Linked DNA regions of Mus musculus: region 2 is linked to region 1. Evidence: chromatin loops called from intact Hi-C (ENCODE). Cell type or tissue: heart. All regions are shown on one strand.

Evidence for each region. A loop is a pair of places that touch in the nucleus more often than their neighbours do. Peaks named below come from ENCODE experiments on the same cell type or tissue, not always from the same donor. Only the 100,000 strongest peaks of a DNase experiment are listed, where the experiment ranks them.
Region 2: it touches region 1 in a loop (8-fold over the local background); 5 of 42 quality-filtered maps call a loop at or near these places.

What each region holds. Positions count from the first base shown.
Region 1 is chr15:84,208,855-84,216,854 of GRCm38, forward strand. It overlaps Samm50 (SAMM50 sorting and assembly machinery component), which reads left to right. Exons shown (of 15, transcript NM_178614.5): 13 at 1,630-1,776; 14 at 2,183-2,324; 15 at 5,272-7,229. The coding sequence ends at 5,317. Gm52212 (a long non-coding RNA gene) reads right to left here. Exons shown (of 2, transcript XR_003951633.1): 2 at 7,633-7,985. Among named protein-coding and RNA genes, the nearest start is that of Gm52212, 4.4 kb to the right of the region's middle. In heart, no CTCF peak of the experiment used is centred here; DNase peaks (open chromatin) are centred at 1,197, 3,507, 4,107, 4,477 and 3 weaker places; H3K27ac peaks cover 4,517 bases.
Region 2 is chr15:84,280,702-84,288,701 of GRCm38, forward strand. It overlaps Parvb (parvin, beta), which reads left to right. Exons shown (of 13, transcript NM_133167.3): 4 at 2,061-2,163. Among named protein-coding and RNA genes, the nearest start is that of Gm22890, 39 kb to the right of the region's middle. In heart, a CTCF peak has its summit at 3,518 (motif pointing right); a DNase peak (open chromatin) is centred at 122; H3K27ac peaks cover 420 bases.

The sequences.
Region 1 (8,000 bases):
CTCTTGGGATAGCCCTTCCTCCAGTTGTTCGGGACCCACATGAAGACCAAGCTGCACATCTGCTACATGTGTGTGGGGAGGCCTAGGTCCTGCCCTTGTATGCTCTGTGGTTGGTGGTTTAGTTTCTGAGAGCCCCATGGGTCCGGGTTAGTCGACTGTTGTTCTCCCGTGGAGTTCTCTTCTGGGCCAGGAACATTTGCTTTTACATGCATGCACTTTGATTTCAAATCAGGCATGCCTAGTAAGACTTCAGCACTCAAAGAGTTAAAAAAACAAACATGAAAAGCAGCAGCTGCAGCTTTGCTACTCAGTTGCACTCGGTAGGAAGTGTTAATGGTAGAAATAGATTAAACTTGGTCTTGTTTTGTTTTAGATGCAAAATGACAAGTGAGGGGCTGGAGAGACAGCTCAGCGGTTAAGAGCACTGACTGTTCCAGATGACCCGGGTGTCTAGCACCCACCTGGCAGCTCACAACCATCAGTAGCTCCAGTTCTGGGGTCTGATTGCCTTTCTCTGGTCTCTGCAGGCAGGCACTGCACTCATGTGGTGCACAGAGACATACATGCTGACAAGTATATGTTTGGTTTTGGTTTTATTTTTGTTTTATATTTTAGCTCTGGCTGTCCTGGAGCTCAGTATGTAGACCAGGCTGGCCTCAAACTCATAGTTAGCCTTCCTCTGCTTCCCGAGTGCTGGGATGAAAGGTGTAGGCCTCCATGGCCTGGCTGTCATATACATTTTTTTTTTTTTTTGGCCTTAAGCCTAGCTTTAGCAGGATTCATCTCTCCAGCTCTCATACACATTTCCAAAGTGACACGTGACAACTATGTGCATTTGGAATACATTGGTAGATTGATGGCAGCTCAGCTGGCTTCCCCTGGGTTCCACAAGGCCTCACAGCCCTCTAGTACTGCCCACATTCACACATGCTATGCTGTTTAACAGTCTCCCAGAAACCCTTGCTTCTCTATTTTCTTACATCCCTTCCCCACTGGCGACCAACATAGGATTAAGAGAACTGAAGCTTTCCTGCCATGTCAGCAGGAGCCCCAGGGGCAAGGAACATGGGGCAGCTCAGAAGAGCACCAAAGTAGCAACAGAAAGGGCGGAGGAGCAAGGCCGAGGCACCTGATGAGGAGCACTACCGAGGCTCTGGCTTCAGGGCCTGCAGAGGCCAGATACTTCCTTCCTGAGTTTGAGTAGCTGCAGGCTGCAGGGCTCAGATAAGAAAGTCACCCCAGCACTTTTCCTCTCCTGGGTCACTCGAGCCAGTGACTGACTCCAAAGGAACTTTTCTCCAGGCCTGGTCTTCACCATTGAAACCAGGGGTTTGGGGGAAAGCCTGGGCTCCGGCAGCCCCAGCAGGCTAGGCTCAGACACCATCTCCATGGTGGTCACGGAGGCTCAGTGTGGCCACTGGAGGAGGAGGAGCAGGTCGCTCCTTCCCTCCTGGCCCTGCAGACAGTGCAGGCAGCAGCCTCATTCCTTTGGGGTACCCCGGCTCCTCAGCTGCATCATGGAAGGATCCTGTAAAGGAGAGAGGCTGGCCTTGCCCTCGCAGTTTGTGGAGCAGAACTGGAAGCAGGAGCCTTAAGGGCTGAGTCAGCAGGTTCTGTTCCCTTCCTTAGGAGATTACCTGGGCGGCGAGGCCTACTGGGCTGGGGGCCTGCACCTCTACACCCCACTGCCCTTCCGGCCAGGCCAGGGTGGCTTCGGAGAGCTTTTCAGAACTCACTTTTTCCTCAATGCGGGCAACCTGTGCAACCTCAACTATGGTGAGTCAGCCCCGGCCACGCATCCTTCCGATTCAGAACGGTGCCATCCCTTACAATGCCGTTATGTAAAGGGGAGGCTGCGGCTTACTCTAGAAACAAGCTTCAAGTGCTTCCGGGGCCCAGAGCTCAGCACAGCTCTGTCCAGAGGATGCTCACAGGGCACTGAGCAGTTGGGAGCCCTGGGCCCTCTCTGAGGTGTGGCATGGGCCCCGCTGCTCTGCTAGAAGAGCCTTTCTAGGCCAAGGGGCAGGGTAGCCAGGCCCAGAGAGTCGAAACCTTCAGCTGGCTGTGGAAGAGTCGGGTGCCCATGATGCCAGCCCCATACCTGTCTCCACCAGCTAGATCCAGCTGTAAGGGGCCCTGTCAGGGAGGGCCACACCTCTGCTCACCACCTTCACTGTTTCAGGTGAGGGCCCCAAAGCCCATATCCGGAAGCTAGCTGAGTGCATCCGCTGGTCCTATGGAGCAGGCGTCGTCCTCCGACTTGGCAACATCGCTCGGCTGGAGCTGAACTACTGCATTCCTATGGGCGTGCAGGGGGGCGACAGGTGTGTGGGCCACTGTCAGCTCTGCAGCTCATCGGAGCTTCTGTTGCAAGTGGTTCCGAGATGGCCACTTCAGTATAGGTCTGAACTTAAAGAGAGAATGGAGTCAACTAAAGAATGAGAGCATGCGGTCCGCTGCTGAGCTGCTCTTAGTTGGAGGGGGAAGGGAAGACCCACCCCTTCCCTGGAGCACTGCTGCTCTGCCTCAGGGGCTAGCCAGGGGAAGTGTTGACCCTGCTTGCTGGATGTGTAAAGCAGGAGAGAGCTTCCCTGTGCCAACCCTGGCCTGGGGCTGCCCACAGCTTTGCTCTGGGCTGGAGGACTCCACCCATGGACATGGAGCCATGTCTGTGTTCCTTGGGTGGGTTAGACCAAGGGCCATTCAGGGTTATAGAGAGAGCCTTACATTACCTTGTAGGCATTGTCTGGAGGCCCAGAGGGATTGTTATGAGCAGGGAGCTTTAGTAACAAAGCTCGGAAAGTCAGAGGTCCAGACATGATGGTGGGAGGCAGTTGCTAGGACACTGTACCTGGCTTCCATGGGACGGGCCACCTGCTGACAGGCAGGCAGCCTCACGGGGAGCCAATGCAAGCACCTGGCCTCTCATGGGCCCCTCTCTTGTGCCTTTATCCCAGACAGATCAATTCCCACGGGCCACAAGGCCAGATGCCACCTTGCCTTGTGGTAGGGCCTGGAATAGGTTACATAGCTACTCTGGCTCTGTTTTCCTGTGCAGAGACTAGAAGGCTTTGACAGACAGCTCTGAGCTTTCAGGGGAAATGTTGCATGTCCGAGCGGCCCTCCCGCTCTGCTTTTGTGTGGTCTGACTATGGTGTCTGTCACTCCCATACTGCTGTGTTGTACTGGCCCACTGTTCTTGTCTCTCAGTGTCTTCTGTCCACCACGCCTGCTGCCTACAGTCTGACCTGCCACAGTTGCTGATTGCACAGTGCAGTGAGGAGAGGAGGGCTGGGCCCTGGTGCGCAGCAGGTGCCTTCTCAGCCTGGGTTAGCTCTGTGCAGCCTACCATGTAGGTGGAGCTGAAGCGGAGCTGTGGCCAGCTGCCTTCACATACTGTGTTGGGGCCAGGTCACAGGGGTGTGGTGGGCTCCAGTGCCAACCACAGCTGCAGCAGCTCTCTGAGCAGCTCACCTCTTGTGGCCCATGCTGCTGTAATACTGACAGCAGCCACAGGGTGGCAGTGTGCACCAAGCAGTTCCTTCGCTCTTGAGCTTCTTGCTAATTGGCCCTTTAGCGAGTGTTCTTTACAGCTCAGGACCCCTCAGCTGCAATGAGTTAAATCCAAGAAGCATGTTTCAAAGATAAATTGAGAACATACCCTTCAGGAAGAAGAAGTCTGCTGTGCTGAAGTGGGGAAGACCCTGGCCCGGGTTTGCCTGGCAGCTGTTTGCCATTGTGATGGTGGCAGGCAGGTGTTGGCTGTGGGTAGTGAAGGCTGTCCAGGGTCAGCCTTGAACATAGAGATACCTTCCCTAGTGTGGTTTGCCTTGCAGCTTTGTTGGCAAGAGTGGAATTTGAAAACATTTGAGGGAAATGACCTCAATTTTATCATGTTTCTAAAATTAGGCAGTTGGCAGGTGGACAGTTGTCTGTAGCCCCACCCCCAGAGTTAAGCCAGGTGCTCTGAAACTGGCAATTGTGGCCTTTGCAAAGGGTGACAGTTTGAAGTGTTCTGACTTGTGTCCTGAATGATTTCTGGCACAGTCTTCTCTGGGACCTGAGTTCTGTCACAGCGTGACTCCTCAGACCAGGTCCCTGGAGACTCAGCAGTGAGTCAGCCCCGCTCCAGCTGTTCCTTGAGCTTCAGGAGGGACAGGACACCATCATTGCAGCTGGGGAGGGCATCCTGTATGTGGGTACAGCTGTCCTGGGGGAGGGGTATAGTATGGGTGGACAGAGAATGTGGGGTTGCTGAAGCCTTAAGGGAATGGCTTCTCACAAGTGCGCCTCTTTCTATTCTCCTCCCCCTCCCCCTCCCTTCAGCCTTGTTAATGTCTTCCTCTCTGTGCCTGTCAAGGGCTCTATTTGGGGCCCACGAGTGCTGTTTGCCCACACCTAGCACACCATCCAGGGTGGAGTGTTTGGGGGTTAAGAGAGGGTATCAGTGGACTTCTCGGATGACCCCTGCTAGGCCTGGTATAAGGGTGAGCACTGGCACCATGCAGCAGGAAGGCAGCCTACACCTGGCCTAGAGGTAGAGGCTGAGGAGGCCAACGGGGTCTGCAGAGCACTGATGGGTCCTGGCCCTGTAACTCTGGATGCCACCTCGAATACTCATGGGCATTGCTCTGTGGTGTGTGTCATAGCACAGGCATCTTTGACTTGCTTATCTCAAAGCTTACTTCTCTGAGGCAGCCGTGGTCCCTCTTATGTAGGCCGGGGCTGAGGGCACAGGTGCACTGTGCAGCTTGGCTTGGGTCTTCAGCCTCCAGAGATTCAGCTTCCCTCCAAGCAGGAGGCTCCTCCCCAGGGCAGAGTGACTGCTTCCATTTACCTGTGCCTTGACATTCCAGTATGGCACAGCACTCAGAACTGGGTGTTTGGTGCCTGCAGCCAGTCCTGAGAAGGCCCACACAGGACATGGTTGAGCTAAGCTCTCCAGAGAGCACACCTGAGGTGACCCTTTATGTATGTCATCCTGGGTCAAGAAAAGGGCTGGCTGGTGGCTGGCCTCTCTGAGGCTGGGTTGCTTGGTCATTGTGAGGCCCAGGCTCTACTTGCTGTCCTGACAACAGGACAGTGCACCTTTGGGTGGGATGGAGCAACAGAGGGTCTTGGGCTCTATTCCTGTCTTTTCTCCTTTCTCCAGGGGCTAATTCCTATTAGCCTAGGGAACTGGGGGGGGGGGGGCAGGGGCAGGGTAGGGGTGCGTACAGAGCCTCTCGATGGTGTAAGGAGCGTCCTGTTGACCTCTCTCTTTCTTTTTAGGATTTGTGATGGTGTCCAGTTTGGAGCTGGGATTCGGTTCCTGTAACTTGAGTCCCAGGGGCAGCTTGGATGAGAAACAGGCATCTCCCAGGCTCCAAGCCTATTTGGAGGTGACACGGTTGAGTGCTTCTGGGCCGGAATCCTTATGGGAAATCACGTCAATAAATTTTAAACGCTCAGCGGTGTCCTGGATGTGGTCTGTTTTTCAGGCCATGCGTCTTTATGGACACATGCTTTTCCTGAGGACATGTGACAGTCTGACCTGTGCTGTCCTGGGCCTAAGGGCTTTCAGGTGACTTCTCAGAGCCTTTTCCTTGTAGACTCCTAGAGTCTACTGTTGGGACCCCACTTACCAGAAGTAGGGCTGAGCTGTGGGGTGGCCCTGAAGGACACTGACCTTGTCATGTCACAGGTTACCACCTCAGTGCAGCAGGACCTGCCAGTGCTGGTATGATGCTAGGATTCCGAGGCAGACGGGAAGTGCGCTGTCTGCTGATAGCCATGGCTGCTCCTGCCTGTCATGCTTGTGACTCAGGCTGCACAGCTATCGTCTTACAGGAACCTGCGATGTCCAGTGGGCCATAGGCTCAGGTGCTGCTGGGCAAGACTGACTGCTAAAGACCTCTGTGCTCTCTCTTCGGAGCTGGCAGGCCAGACTTCTGCCTCTGCTCTTTTAAGGACAGTCTTGTAACATGAGGTCCCAGATGGACCCGATAGCTGCATTTCAAGGCTAGCTGGTGAGCACACCCAGCTCTGCCTGCGCCCTGCTCCTTTCTTGCTCCAGCTGTGTGGTTGTGATTCCTCGGTCTTTAAAGGGGGGTCTGTTGGAAGCCACTCCTGTCCCCTGCTTGGATGCTGGTATCCGCAGATACGCAGGGCTGTCAGATACCATGTTTCAGGATTGCTTTGCAGGCAGGAGGCAAAGGTCTTACCCAGGCTGGCCTTGAACTCTCAGGGGTCCTCAGCTCCTCATGTGCTGGGGTCACCCGTGTGCACACCACATCAGAGTGATGCCGGGCATGTGCACACGGCTGCCTCAGGCCTGTGTTACCTCCAGCTTACAGTGTGGAGGCTTGGGCCAGAGGGGCGGTTCATATCTGTGATCCCAACACTAAGGAACCTGAAGCAGGAGGATTACCTTGAGTTCAAGTACAACTTGAGCTATGGAAGACTCCATCTCAGAAAACTTACTAAAGATGTTGTACTGAATTGTCTCAGGATAAAGTTAAGTCTGGATGTGTTTAGGATAGACACAGTTGTTGTGGGTTTTACTTTGTAGCCAAGGGTGACCTTGATCCAATCCTCCTGCCTTCCCCTCCCAAGTGCTGGCATTCCAGGCATGTACCACCATGTTGGATTTACACAATGCTGGGGATGGAGCCCAGAGCTCCGTGCCTGATGGGTGAGCACTCAACAACTGAGGCACATCCCTAGCCACTCCTGAGTGCTGTCCCTCTGCCAGGCTGAGAGCTGGGAGGTGGCGCCTAAGGGGATGTTAGCTAGCCAGCATTGGGACATGGGAGTCTGTCTATTCTGATGGAGGTCTCTGTAAGTGGTACTTAGGGGATAATTTTCTGTTTACTATAAGATTTATTTATTTATGTATATGGGTATTTTTGCCTTGTGTATATATGTATACCACATGGGTACCCTGTGCCTGTGGAGGTCAGAAAGAGGGTATTGGATTCCCCAGAATTGGAGTTAAAAATTGTTGTGGGCCACCCTGTGGATGCTGGGACGTGAACCCAGGTCCTCTGCCAAAGCAGCCAGTGTGCTTAACTACTGAAGCCCCTTGGGGGATATTCTTAGCTTTAAAAAACTGACATAAGCTGGGCAGTGGAGGTGATACTCAAGAGACAGAGCCCAGCCTGGTCTACAGAGCCAGTTCCAGGACAGCCAGGGCTACACACAGAAACAGAACAAACAAACAAAAAATAATAAATGTATTTTAGAGTTAATCCTCCTCTGAAGTCTTTGAAAACAGGATGTGCCTGGGACCTCTGCTCCATGGTGTCTGCTGACTCCCCCCACCCCCATGGTCTCATGCAGACCAGCTCCTGTCCTCCCTGGGACCTTTTGTTTACTGAATAACTTTGGGGCTTGGGGAACAGCCTACACACACACACACACACACACACACACACACACACACACACCTGTCCCTTGCTCCCTTACTACCTTCAATGGAAACTGGTGTTTGCTGAGAATAAATTACTCCTTTCAATGGTTGGAAATGTCAGTCTGCAGTTACTCATTGATGATTGGAACCCACTAAGGACCTGGTGTTCAGAATGGGGATTGGGAGCTGCAGAAACTGACACAGATTTGCAGACTCCATGACCTTTGAGAACCCAGGGAAGGCACTTGTGAAAGTCTGGTTTTAATCAAGACTGGGCTGCCCCCGGTGCTGCCTTGGGCTCATTAATGAAAGCCGCTGTCTCCAGCGTGGCCCGACCTGTTTGATTTTTCAGGCTTCCCTGTAGGCTGCTCTTGGGTGAAGGAGGTGGGGCAAGGTGGAAGGTCAGGGTGAAGGGGTGAATTCTGTCCCTTTCCAGAGGGTTGTGGTGGACAGACCAGAACCAGTTGCCTGGGAGTCTGAGAAGGCTTTAGGGAGCTTGGGTAGAAAGCTGAGGAGGGCAGGCAACTCCTGAGTCGGCCTTGGCCCAGATTCTTTGCAGCTTAATGCTTCATTTCCCCTCAGCATGCAGAAAGATCTAGGCAGAGACAGA
Region 2 (8,000 bases), 72 kb after region 1:
TCCAGCCAGGCCTGGCATCCTGGCTTTCATCGCCCACTGGCCAGAGAGCACAAGCCAGACTGGAGCCCAGTCAGCCAGAGAGCTGGAGAGGGCTCTGACTCTGTCTCCCTGCCCCTTGTGCTTGGACACTGGGGCTTCAAGGGTGGCCCTTTACCCCAGACACGGGTGAGTCATAGGCTCGGCACTCCCTGTGAGTGTCGGTCTGGGCCAGTCTTCTGTGGTCACTTGGAAGCTAGTCAGGACTTGATGGGTCAGGACTTTGTGACGAGATTTTTCAGGTCACTGCTTCGGGGAGTCATGAGACACTGCTTTTGGATTTTGTGCACTTTGATTCTTCTGAGAGTGGTCACAGATCTCCCCCGCTCAGGGGCTAAGGGGTCCGATTAGGTAGCTTAGTTCATTTTGCTGGCAAGGAAAAGCCACAATCTGAGTCACAGCGGCACCCTGGGCAGGCATCTGCTGTATATTCTGGGTGTTGACAGTGAATGGGTAGCATCCTTGGGAAGCCCCTGTCCAAGAGACACTCGACAGTACAGGTGTCTTGCTTCCACAGCATGACTCCCAATGCACGGAGTGGAAAAACCTCTTAAGAAAAGCCTTCTGGTGGTGGGTCTGGAAAGATGGAACCAGACACTTTGACCAGTGTTCACAGCAGTGTGATGGACAGAAAGTGACAGGACCCCCCAATGGTCCGGCGGTGGGGAAGACAAATAAGATATACCTACGTTTGTGTCATGCGGTGGTAAAGCATCCTGGCAGAAGTTGGGGGAAGGTAGGGTTTACAGTGGAGATGGGTTTCAAACACTGTGCTAATGGAGCAGCCAGGCGCGAGGGAGGAGTTGCATACTGTGTAATCTCATTGACTACAAGAGAGAGAGGGGAGCAGAGCTGTGGGGGGACAGGCCTGAACTCTCTACAGGGACAGGAGACAAAGTGGATTGGGGCGACCATCGCACAGCTCTTGGGATCTGAGGGGTGCAACAGGTTGATTTGACATTGACCAAATAGTCTACAGGGTGCGTTGAGCAGAAGCCATGCTGGGACTTCTTTTATGAGCCTGGAACCCTGGCTGGACTCAGGGCTGCTAAAGAGCAGGCTAGGAGGGGACAAGAGGGGGGGTAATGGCTCATGGTCCCCTTTTCTCTCTTTCCCCAGCACTTACTCATTTAGTGCCTGTAAATGGAATATCTGTAATATAAATATTAGCGGTTAATGAATCTGGCAGGTGTATTTCTTTACCTCATAGTATTCCCCAATAATCACGCAGAAAATCCAATATTTATTTAAAACTGCACCTCAATAGCTGAGCAGTTAAATGGTGTGATCGAAACTTATATGCTAATCTGGCTATTTCCTAGATCCATCCCATGATACTTGCATATCATTATTGATCTGGCTCTTTGGGCTTCAGGTGTGTTTCCATGATCTTTCTCCAGACCTTTTCCTTATGGCTTCAAATCCTCCATCCTAGCTGATCTGACTCTTCCTCTCTTCCTCTCTCCTTCCTCTAATTGATGGACATCCCACCCTATTCTTAACTCTGCCCACCCACTGGGGTGATCAGCATTTATTGACAAGGCAGAGGATAAAAGATAAGGATTGTTTACACAAACTTGAGACAGGAGATGTTTGGTGTAAGCATTACAATGCTACGAAATGGGATCTGAGAGCAGAGAAATCAGCATTTGAATAACCCAAGGGTCAACTCAACCCAGTGTACAAGAATATGGCGCCTCCAAGCGCCCACTGCTCGAAGGTGCACCTGCGAGTTCTTCCGCTAGGAGATAGGTGTCATCCTCTCTACCCATGCTCTCTGCAGGTTCCCAGCCTACCCGGGTTCTGCCAGGCTCTGCTGGGGGCTGTTAGGAAGTCCTAGCTTCATGTATGGATCTAGTTCTCCACTCTTACCTTGGCCACGGACCAAGAGACACCTGTTGTCTTCCGTGGTCACCAGGCAGGTGTCTGGTAGCCCCTGTGCGTTTGGGCCGCTGCCCACCCGAGCCTGCTCTGACCCTGGCTTTATTTAGCAACTCTGTGACAATGCCTCTCACCTGCCCCAGGTACTTCTGGACTGGATCAACGATGTGCTGGCAGAGGAGCGCATCATTGTGAAGCAGCTGGAGGAGGACCTGTACGATGGCCAGGTGCTCCAGAAACTTCTGGGTGAGTGCCAGGACCCCGCCATGTAGCACCATCCTTCCTGCCCTGGGGCTCTTGGGAACAGACCCAGAGCTTGGCGTACACCTCCTGCTGGCCCCATCTGGGGTTTCATTGCTGTCCGTATCCATGGTTTCTTTGCTGGCCAGTGCATACCCAGCCTTGGGGCTGCAGCAGGTCATCTCGGATGCTCATGCAGTCATGGACCAAAGAAACAGCGTTCAGTGAGGATTCAGGCCCCTTATCTCATCTCTCAGGCCACCCGTGTTTCATCTAGTTATAAACACTGTTAGGATGGGGTGGGAGAGAGGGTTGATCTCCAACAAACCCATCTGAGAGGACATGTCCTTGTCCTGATTCAGAACATGTCATTGTCCTCATTCGTGCTTCCAGGCTTTATTGTCCCCCCAAGTTCTGGCTAAGGATGATTGAGTGTGTTCTCCAGAGAGATGGGTGGAAGGAAAGATGGTCAGGTGGACAGCCTCTCCATCAAATGATCCTGAGCCTCCCTGAACACTGGCTTCTAGGTCAGTGAGTCACGAAGCAGACATCGATCTACCCCGCCCTTCTGGAGCTGCAGTCTGTCTGAGCAGACAGTGACAGATGCTGTGGGTCTCAAGGGTAGTTAAAGGCCATACAGGTGCCATATGGCTAAAGTGGGTGGCCTTACAAAGCACTGGGGTCTGAGCCTCAGGGGGAAATGAGGGAAGAGTGGCTAGGAGAATGGAGAACAGAGTCGGTGGTGAGGGGTGGCAATGTTCACGATGCCTTACCCTGGGGCAGTGATTCATGCCTGTCATCCTACACCTGGGATGCTGAGGCAGGAGGATTGCTAGTTTAAGGCTAGCCTAGCCTACATATCAAAAGCCCCCCTCTCTCTCTCAAAAACAAAAACACCCACAATGGATGACAGTCTCAGGACCAGCTCTGATGGTGGCTGGCCCTGTTGTGAGCATGTCTTGTAGGCTATGCTGTCACCTCTGGCCACCTCGTTGCCAGAGGGAGGTGGTGAGGTATTGGCTCTCTGGCTTCCGAAGGCTTTTCTCTCAGCTGTTTGTCAGGTGCCTTGGGCACAAGTCGTGTTCGTTCAGGTCCTGTTTTTCCTTACCTTAGCAACCCAAGGGCGGGACCAGGGACTCAGCATCTCCAAATGCCTTTTTATCCAGGGCATTTTGCCCTGTTCTTTTCTGACTTCTTCCAACACCCCACCCCCACCCCCTTTTCTCTTCTGCCTCTTGGCTTGGGCATCTTGACCACTCTTCTAATTTTCTTTTTTTAAGCGTTTATTTGTTTTGATTTTATGTCATGAATGTTTTGCCTGCACGAGTGTCTACCACTTGCATGCAGTGTCTGTGGAGGCCACAAGAGGGCAACAGATCCCCTAGAACTGGAGTTTATGGCCGGTTGTGGGCTGTCTTGTGGATGCAGGGAATTAAACCCAGATCTCCTGAAAGGCAGCCAGTGCTCTTAACCACTGAGTCACCACTCCAGCCCTGAGGTGCTTTCCTTAGTGTTACCAAATACGCCTTTGTGCCAGGACTGGTGCAGAGTCCATCACTTTACATTGCCTAAAGTGCTAGGTTATCGGTGGTGATGGGGAAGGTCATGTCCTTAGACAAGGTGATGGCTGGCAAAAGAGGTGCTGAACATCTGGGTGGCCATGGTAACCCATCCGAGAAGCTTACGGTCCAGCAGAGTTCCTTGTACAACCTCAGAGGCAGAGGGTCTGTGGCCAGGCAAGCAGGATCCAGAGGCTGAGGCAGTTTTGTGAGCAGGGAAGGAGATTGGATCTAGAATTTGGCTGGGCTGGTAGACAAAGGGTTTCCTTCCAGTCTGTCACAAGAGCCACTAGGGGTTTGAACAAAGCCATACTATGACCTGTGTTTACAAAGGTCACTTAGGCTTTTGGGTGCAGAGTGGGTAGGATGGAGGGTTTGGGGTTGGAGCTGGGTGAGTGGTGTTAGCCGAGCCCCAGGCTTCAGAAATGGCCAGAGTGGAATACAGAGGTAGACTCAGGAATGGAGTGTGGAGGCCAGAGATATGGACGGGGCAGCTAGTGAATGGTGGGTGAGGATTTGGGTTGAGTCTAACTGTGTGGAGCCTGTTGCTGGGGCAGGAGTGCTCCCACCGGGGAGCAGCCACCTAGAGCTGGCATTTAGCACCATGGGACTAACCGTTCCCTGGAGTGGGGTTTCAAACTCCTCAGTGGGCTGAATACCAAATAGTCAAGAGTGAATGTGGATGTTTGGTTAAGAATACCAGACCTTAAATAAGGTTCTGTGGCTTAAAAATGAAGCTGATGAGATGCTGGAAGGGTGCTTGCCCTAAGCTGATGGCCTTTGATGCCTGAGACCTACGTGGAGCAAGCGGGGAACTGACTTCTGAAAGCTGTCCTTTGGCTTTTACATGCATGCTGTGGCACACATGCCTACAAAACACAGGCTCTCCCACACCTAATTAATTAGTTAATTTGGGGTGGGAGGTTGAGACAGGGTTTCTCTATGTAGCTCTGGCTGTCCTGGTACTTGCTCTCTACACCAGACTAGCCTCGAACTCAAAGATCCGCCTGCCTCTGCCTCCCAAGTGGTGGGATTAAAAGCGTGTGCCACCACTGCCCAGTTAATAATTTGATTTAAAGAATACGGCTGGACCATGAGGATGGTTTTGTAGACACCTAGGTTTTATCACGAAAACGTCAGAGCTCGGCTTTGCTCTACAGGCACTGGTGTGCTGGATACTGTGGTACACTCAGGCTTGGCTCTGTCTGCTGCCAGCTGCTTACCATATGTTCAGACGGAGCATCTGAGATGACTGACCCCCAGCTGAGGCTAAGGCTGCACACTGAGCTCTGAATGGTGTGCCACAAGGTCACAGTGGATGGGGCGGCTACCCTGGGTGGCCCACCTGCCTCCTTTCCAGGGCTTGGAGTGTGGCACCAACTTAACTTTTTTCTGACCCTTGGACATGGTGATTGGGATGGTGATGGCAAGGCATGCGTGTGCGTGCGTGTGTGTGTGTGTGTGTGTGTGAGTGAAGGTCAGAGGTCAGTGTCAGATATCTTCCTCAGTTGCTCTCCACCTTCTTTCTCGAGGCACAGTCTCTCACTGACCCTGAAGTTCACCAGTTAGGCAAGATTAACTGACCAGTGAGCTCTAGGGAGCCTCCTGTCTCCACCTCCGCAGGCACCCCCATCTGTGCCAAGATTACAGACAGGCATTGCCACACCCAGACTTTCCTCCTGGAGCTGAGTTCAGGTATTTTTGAGCCACCTGACTTGGGTGCTGGAATCTGAACTTGGTCCTCATGACTGAACAGCAAGCACTCTCAACCTCTGACCCCCATCCCCATCCCCACCCCACCCCCGCCAACTCACATGGCAATGCCTTTTCATTGGAGCAATCCTCCAGTTGGTGCTGCATCTCAGCATCACAGGGCATGCTCTGTCTTTGTGTCTCTACTACTGGCCATGGTTGAGCATCAACAGCATTGATGTGTCCCTGGTCCATCTTTGAGAGCAGGTGTTGGTCACCTCTTGGGCACATCTTTTTTGGTTCCGTCTTCTGCTTGCCTGGCAGATACAGTACTGGCCTGAAGCTGAAGGGGCTGTGAATCCCACCCTGTTGCTTCTCCGGGCCCTGTAAAGTGAGGCTCGAGGCTTGCCCAGGCTCTGCTGTCCTTGTATTGTGAAGTGGTTGTTATTCCCTCTCATTTGAATATCTCCAGTCGGTACTTGAAAGAAGCAGCTTGCAAGCCTCTTATGTCAAGTGGGCTGGACAGAGAAAAGGACAATGGGAAGAGTATTCAGGGCTGAAGAGGACATCGGTGCATCTTTGCACGGTTGTGTGGGCAGCACTGTTTCTGACAGGATGCAGTGATAACTCACAGGGCCCCCGGAGACCAGAGATTCCAGAAGTGACCTTGATGTAAGTGGTGGCGTCTTGGGCTTTCTGAAAGCAGAGCTAGATCAAATAAAGTGGTGCTGGCCGAGCAGCAGGGCCACAAGGCTGATTTCAGTGGTGGAGCCAGGCCTGGTCAGGATGAGGGGGTAGCCAGCAAAGAAGTCCAGTGAGATCAGCCTGTGGGAAGGGACCCCGAGGAGTGTCACATGGGAGGAGGAGGAGGAAGAGGAGGAAATATTCCTTAGTTATTTGAATTATATATTTTTTTGCATGGGTGTGTACATGTGAGTGTGGGCATGTGGGTATCATGGTGCACGTGTGGAGGACAACCTCAGGTGCCATTTCTCCTTCCTCCTTGGCTGTGTGACACTCATCAAGGGTGAGCCGCTAGGATACCAAGAGGAGCCCCTATTCTTGAGAAGGAATGCTGGAAGCAACAATTCCTGTGGCAGGCCAGGCATTAGGGTTTTACCTCAAGGCCGTAGGCTGGGTGGGATGTCTCTGTAGAATGCTGAGGGGCTCCGGGGCCAGCTGGTACTCACTGGGACATCTTTAGTCCTTTCGAGTTACGCTATCGCCCTCGGTTGCATGCTGTGCTCGAGCGTCACCTTAACCTTTCACTGTCTCTTCTGGGTTGGAAGATGAGGCCGTGGCACATCTACCGCCCCAACCACATCATTATGTGATTGATAGGCAGAGAACTCTCTCTGCCCTGTCTTGTGGAGTTACGGCATCATGGACACCTAGGGCAAGACAATGGGGATGCAAGACCGGCTTTTAGGGCTAGGTCATATCCTCTAATCCCACGTTCGTATATTGACACCAGTGCTGGCTACTTTTTAATGTCAGCTTGACACTGGGTCGAATCATCTGAGCAGAGGTGCTTCTGTAAGATTGGACTGTAGGCAAACCTACAGCGCAGTGGTTCTCAACCTGTACCTTGTGACCCCCAGCAGCAAACTTCTAGCTCCAAAAAATATTTACATTGTGATTCATAACAATGGCAAAAATCACAGCTGTGAGGTAGCCATGAAAGTAATTTTATGGTTGGGGGGTGGGAGTCACAGAATAAAAAGGGTAGCAACATGAGAGAGGTTGAGACCCCCTGCTTTAGGACATCTTCTTAATTAGTAAGTAAGGTCTCCAGGGTCTTGCCCTGTTTGAATTCCGGCCCTGAGGGAGGACTATGATTGGGATGAGTAACGAATAAACCTTCTCCTCTCAAGCTGCTTTTGGGCTTTACCACAACAATAATAGCCTCAACTAAGGCAACATCCAAACCCTCAGACCTTAGAATGTGGCTGCATTTAGAGACATGCCTTTAATCCCAGCACTCGGGAGGCAGAGGCAGGCGGATCTCTGAGTTCGAGGCCAGCCTGGTCTACAGAGTGAGTTCCAGGACAGCCAGGGCTACACAGAGAAACCCTGTCTCAAAAAACCAAAAAAAAAAAAAAAAAAAAAAAGAAAGAAAGAAAATCTCTTAGCGCTGCTTCCCTGCACTCACAGGCTCCCTTCTCCCCGTCTCTAACATTTCCACACAGTAAGAAGTTTGATTGGAGATTTGCTGAGTTTGTGACTATGTCATTTCTAAGAGCAAGCAGGAAGAACTCTGGTGAGAATTGTCACATTCACTTCGGAATTCAATTACCTGGACGAGACCCAGCCGCCTTCAATTTCCTTTGGGAATGGGGGAGGCAGCAGGTGAGAGCAGGCAGCCAAGATGCAGCAGCCAGCGCTCCTGAGGCTCCTGCTCTGAGCAAGGAGCCCTGTTCCCTCCTAGTCTTTAATTCTAAGATGTGATGTTTCCTGACAGGTCTCCTCTGCCAACCAGCAAAGGCCCAGACCCAGGGTGACTGGAGGCAATTTCCTAGAATGTGATTACCGCATCCTTAGTCGAGGATGCACGCCTGCCATCAGCCCCATTGTCGCTGAGACTGTGAACCC